Regions from separate parts of the Mus musculus genome. Here region 2 is linked to region 1. The links are chromatin loops, found by intact Hi-C in ENCODE. Cell type or tissue: heart. All regions are shown on one strand. Links, peaks and the distances in the headings refer to the core of each region. The heading gives the core; the rest is flanking DNA. Region 1 holds the start of E130308A19Rik (RIKEN cDNA E130308A19 gene). Region 2 overlaps E130308A19Rik (RIKEN cDNA E130308A19 gene).

Region 1 (2,915 bases), core at 282-2,781:
AGGGCTCAGTGCTGTGAGGAGAAAAGGGAGCCTGGAAGCAGTGGATGACTCTGAGCTCCAATAACAAACTATGTTCTCAAGATTTCTTAGTTTCTCTAAGCCTCAGTTTCTGAAAACTAAAACTACAACCATCTTATGAACTGCAATATCACTTCTCAGTAGGTACCTGAAAATGTGAGGCTGGAGAGATGGCTCAGTAGTTGCTCTTCCAGAGGACCTGGGTTTGATTCCCAACACCCGGGAGGGAGCTCACACCCATCTGGAATTACAGTTCCAGGACATTTGACACCCTCTACTGGCCTGGGAAGGCACCGAGGGCATCTCTGGCACAGAGATATCCATGCAAGCAGAACAACCCCCACACACATAAAAAAAATTACATTTTGTATCAAATTTTCTATAGAATAGTAATGTTAGTAGCACCAGTTTTGTAGCGTTCCTAGGACTAACTGAATTAACAACTTACTAAGTGCTTGGCACAGACATATCTGGGAGGTGCTATGAAAGGGGTTTTTAAACACACAGCCTTGTCTCAGTGGTGCCATGCTGTGTAGGTAGCTTTTAGTGCCTTGTGTATCAGAGCACCTCTGAGAGTTTTAGCTGTTACAACGGCCCCACTCCTGGGGTGGGATGAATGTGTAGATGCCAAAGTACAGCTCTGAGCTCAGTGAGTCTACTCTTGAGCCAAATACAAATGATGGCCAGCAACATGGATTCAGATTACCCTGGAAGACATGCTCCACTGTGGAAGTAGTTACATTAGCTTTTATTATTATTATTATTATTATTTACAGAAAAAAGGAAGTCATAAAATCAAGGCAATTACCAAATGGCAAGGCCTGCAGGTTGGTGGATTACAGCAAAGTGGGCCAAATTTACAAGTTTCAGGTACTGATGAGATTTGTAGCTTTTGAATCAGTGGAAGCTAGAGGTCAGCTGACAATACATTTCTTCCTTCTTTTTACTATTACTACTACTATTATTATTAGTGGTCGTTTTGCCAGCATGTACGTCTGCACCGCTCTGTCGTACCGCGGGGACTGAACTCCAGACTGTTGTGAGATACTGCCGGGAATCAACTTGGTGTTCTGGAAGAGCAGCCAGTGCTCTTAACCACTTTTTTAGCCACTGCTAAAAAAGACATATTAAAGAGTTTCCTAAGGTCATGAGGGTATTAAGTTTGATGGGTAGGCAATAAATAAATTATTAAGGCGTGTAGAATCTTTAACACCTTGCACTATTCTTTATTTTTTTCCCTGGGAACTCCAGTTTATTAGATGTGTGTGTGGATGCGATGCGGTGGGACATTAGGACACTATGGAGTAAGTACACTGCGGGTCCCAGGCCACCCGGCACAACTCTGTCTGAGGTGTCACACACCTCTAACGCGATCAAGCTCTGCTTACTTCAAGTGTTTAGGCTGAAGTGCGCGGAGGCCAGGACAGCGGACACGCGTGGAAAGTGGCACAGACCGTGCGTGGGTTCTGTACCTGTCGGAGCGACGGGGGCCGAGCTCGGCCGGCTCCGGGCTGCTCGCGTCGCTGACAGGAGCTTGGCCCGCGCCCCCTCAGGGCAGCGAGCGCCGCGGGTCGAGCGCCTTCCGCGGGCGTCGCTACACACTTCCTGTAGGTCCCGCCGCCTGAGGAGCGCTTCCGGTGCCGGCTGAAGCTGGGGTCCGAGCCCCCGCCCCGCCCCTCTCCGGCCCCGCCCCGCGCGGCCCCGCCCCCGCGCTCCAAGCCGGGCGCGCGGAGCCCGGGGCGCACGGAGCGGCGCGCGCCGGTGGCCGAGCCAGGCTGGCGCCTGCGCCCCCCCCTCTCATCGCACCACCGCCGTCACCCGCCGCGCAGCCCGTGGGGCGCCCTTCCCGGTTCACCGACTCCGGCCCCGGGGCCTCCGGCTGTGGTGCTGCCGCCCTCCGTCCCGCCGTCCCTCCCCGTCCAGCTCGGGCCGCCGGGCTCCCGCAGGCCCCACCGCCCGCGTTCCTATGGACAGACGCACAGACACCTGCAGGTGGGTGAGAGCCCGCGCGGGGCTGGGGAGCACGCGGGCGCGGGGCCTCTTTGTGTGTGGGCGGCCGCGCCGTGACCCTCAGAACCTTCCTTTTGTCTGCTCCGGGCCAGCGAGGCGGGAGGGCGCTAGGGGCGGAGGGGTCTGCGGGCGCAGAGCGGGGCGCGCACCGGTTCGCGGCCGGCGGCGTCTTGGCGGGGACTGTCGGTGCGCCGGCGTCCCCCGAGCTGGGCAGGAGGGCGGGACGGAGGAGGAACGGTCTGCCTAGCTAGTTGCAGAGTCTGAGACACCTCGGGGCTCTGCCGGACTAGCTTGGTTGTCCGGAGGTACCGGGAGGTGCGTGTGGGGCGTGTAAAGGAACGTGCGGCGCTTTGCTCCCTTATTTATTGTTTCTAACGGAGGAGGGCTTTCTCCCAAAAGCTCCCCCCAATCTGAGGCTGCGCACAGTGATTTGGGTTTGTTATCAAATAGATCAAGAAACCTAGTGTCCTGGAGAGAGGAGGTTGAGCTGACCAGCAACAAACACATCAGATGAAACAAACAAACAAACAAACAGACAAACAAAAAATGTTTGTGGTTTTCTTACGGCTGACTTTAATTTAAAATGTTAAAGGTCAGGCAGTGACTTAAATGGAGAAAATCGAACATGGCTGATTTTTTTTTTTTTTAATATTTTTAAAGAAATTGTTTTGAAGTTGTGGAGTAAAGTTTTTTCTTGTGGTCCTTAGGATTATCACCGATAGAGTAGTCTACCTACTAAACAGTTAATTGGAGTGTCATGTAGTGACAGCTTTTATGGTAGGGCTTGCATTAGAGAGTAAAACAATGATAGTCTTTCCATGCAGGCTAAAACCTTTGTTTTCCGTTTTAAGATAGGAGATTTTTTTTTTTTTCATAGCATATGAAGA
Region 2 (2,915 bases), core at 203-2,702, 86 kb after region 1:
CAAGGCTGAATTCCTAAGCCCTGAGAAAACTAATTTTTACTCTGGGAAATGATTTACTATTGAATCTCTCAATGTTTCTTTTAGGGATCATGTTAAAAGCACTGGAAAAACATGTATGGGTTGATTGAAAATGCCTGTGTAAGATACTCTGTGCTGTATAGTTAAATCAGTAAAGAAGGAACTGTAGAAGGACTAGCGGGGTGAGGGTACAGCTGCCGCTTCATTAGTGAATCTGTGGGAAATGTAAATGTTGACTCTGTAATGAATTGATGTGCCTTCAGCCCCGCCTCCAGTCAAAGAAAGTAAGAGTGAAAAGCAAGATTGTTTCTGGGAATTGTACATGCTACGCTGTATTTCAAAGTCTGCTGGCAGCAGCGCACTATATAGTTTATGTATTACACCAGTGGCAGATATTCAGACACATTAGAAGGTACTCTTGATTCAGTGCCTGGCAGTGTAATAAAAAGGGGGTGATGGTAGGGGTGTTCTATGGTCTCTAATAAGCAATATCTCAACGGGCCCTGTCAGATTCTATGAAAAGTCCACAAGATGATGTATTATGTTAATTACCGTCCTGTGGCTTTCATGCTGTTAAGCCTACAAATGCAGCTACATTTCGAAGTTGATTTAAGAATATATTTCAGCCAGGATGAAAGCACTCCTTATTGTGATTAATGTCATACAATATTTATTCTCTTGTTCTCCTTTTGCCTTTGCTTTGGAATGCTTAATTTCTTTCCATGAAGTAGGAATTAACCTTGAGATTTAAGCTTTTTCTAGTTTATTTTTAAAACTATCAGATGATCCCCCTTTTGGCTTCTAGTGTCTTATTTTGTTAATTTTAAAGGCCAGCATTTTCAAGAGAGAATTTCACGGTTGTACTGATGTGTAATTCTATACTGAGCTCGTTCAGTCGCCATACTGTTGCTCATAGTGACACCATAGACCTGGCATGGATATGGTCTCCAAAAAGCTGTTTGAGATACAAACTTTAGTTTACAACTGCCCATAACAAAGTATTTTCTTACACATGAAGGGCTTATAAAGGTTTGGGAAAATTACAAATGTGCTGAGAACAAGCATCAACAATGGGACTCTGTTGAGACAGAAAGACTGTTGGGTGTTTTTGGTGGTGCTCAAACCAAGGATCCATGCTTGGCAGGTTCTCGCTCTGTTGTTGAGCTTCATTGGCAGCTGGGCTAGGGAGATGTGGGCTCAGGGGTTGGAACACATTTTCTAAGCAGTGATGCGTTTAAAGGGCAGAAGATATATGTGTGCCCAGTACTGAGCTAAGTAGTATACTTTGCTATCTTACTCGACTTCCATACAACTGTTTTAAGAGGTACAACTATAAATACTTAGGTTTGAAAACAGACATGATTTTATGTAGCTCAAGCATTGCTTCTAAGATTTGGAAAGGATATTATGTTGGCAAAGATCTATTAACTATTGGCTACACTACCTATATAGCTGGGCCAAGGTAGATTAGGATTTTAAAATGGTCTCGCAATTAGGTAAACAGTGTTAATAACTTAGTGATTCCAGGGGCTGGAAAGATGACTCAGTGGTTAAGGGTGTTTACTGTTCTTGCAGAGTTCAATTCTCAGCAATCATATTATGGTTCAAAACTGCCTGTAACTCCAGTTCTGAAGGACCCAATCCCCTCGTCTGTCCTCCATAGTCACATACACAAACGTAGTAATCCACAACATATACAACAAGCAAGCCTTATAGTGGGACTTTTTTCTACCCACCTGCAGTATGAATAATGACATGAGACTTCCGTTATAGTTTTAACCTTAGGCTTTTGCTGGGGCAGTCTCTCAGCTACCGATTAAATTTAAGCTGAAAGATCCGCCCGGTGGCTAGCTCTATAGACCTTTCCACCCCCCACTGGCCCGGTTTGTTCCCCTGTGAGTCTGCTGTCATTTCTCCCTCTTCTGCATTCCTCTCTCTGGGTCACTCCTTTGCCTGGAAGTTCTGTCCCTACTTCCTGCCCAGCTATTGGCCAGCAGCTCTCTGTTTATAACCAGCCAGCAGCAACACAACCGCTGATACCATCTCTAGATTACCTTTAGGCAGATGAGAAAGAAAGACCATTTACAAAATAGAAAACCCAGTGGCTGGCCATAGAAATGACATTACCACAATCCTGCCTTCACTTGGGTCTCTGCAAGTACAGAATTAACTATTGAAAATACAGAGACATGCCTTTATACAAAGATTTTTTTGTTTTGTTTTGTTTTTTTTTAAGTCACTCCAACAAAACCTCCCTAGTGTTTAGCAAGTGTCTTGCCTGGGAAGTGAAACTCTTTGACTATAAACCCTGCTCTGCAGGTAATGTATCTGAGCCAGAGCTTGGACGTGGACTTCCTGGGAAGAGGAAGAGACCTTTCCAGGCACTCAGGCTGTGCACTAATGGGCCACACCTGTGTTAGAGCCATCCCGGGACTTGTTTAAAATGCAGGCTCCTGTACCCTAATAGCCATCAATTAATTCCATGCTGTGATCTCACCCCCACCAGTACAGCTTTGTGGTCTGATTTAGTTTATAGAGAGTGAGCCAGTGGCACAGGTAGGAAGGAAACAGGCCTTTCTTTTGCACTTGACACCCCTTGTGTCGATTTAGTAAATACTATGACATTTTGTGGTCTCTTTATTTTCCTACATTTCTGCTGAGGAAATTCTCCAGAGGCTATGTAGTCACGTGGTGTACCCATCAGGATTATAAGCTGGTGATGGATGCCATGGAGTGAATTTTGCTTCAGTAAAAGAATTTACCAAAAATCAAACTGGATGACCTGCACTGTTCCTAGTCTTATGTCCTTGGAGAGTGTGGGTGCGTGGGTATTAGATGTGCTTTACTACCGTCGGGGATAATTTACCGCTCAGATGACTACAGTAGTAGAGACACCC

Evidence for each region. Peaks named below come from ENCODE experiments on the same cell type or tissue, not always from the same donor. Only the 100,000 strongest peaks of a DNase experiment are listed, where the experiment ranks them.
Region 2: it touches region 1 in a loop (2.1-fold over the local background); 3 of 42 quality-filtered maps call a loop at or near these places.

What each region holds. Positions count from the first base shown.
Region 1 is chr4:59,624,482-59,627,396 of GRCm38, forward strand. It overlaps E130308A19Rik (RIKEN cDNA E130308A19 gene), which reads left to right and starts at 1,730. Exons shown (of 4, transcript NM_001015681.2): 1 at 1,730-2,010. In heart, for the core only: a CTCF peak has its summit at 1,588; a DNase peak (open chromatin) is centred at 1,700; H3K4me3 peaks cover 1,859 bases; H3K27ac peaks cover 1,773 bases.
Region 2 is chr4:59,710,739-59,713,653 of GRCm38, forward strand. All of the region lies in intron 2 of E130308A19Rik (RIKEN cDNA E130308A19 gene), which reads left to right. Among named protein-coding and RNA genes, the nearest start is that of Inip, 72 kb to the right of the region's middle. In heart, for the core only: no CTCF peak of the experiment used is centred there; no DNase peak of the experiment used is centred there.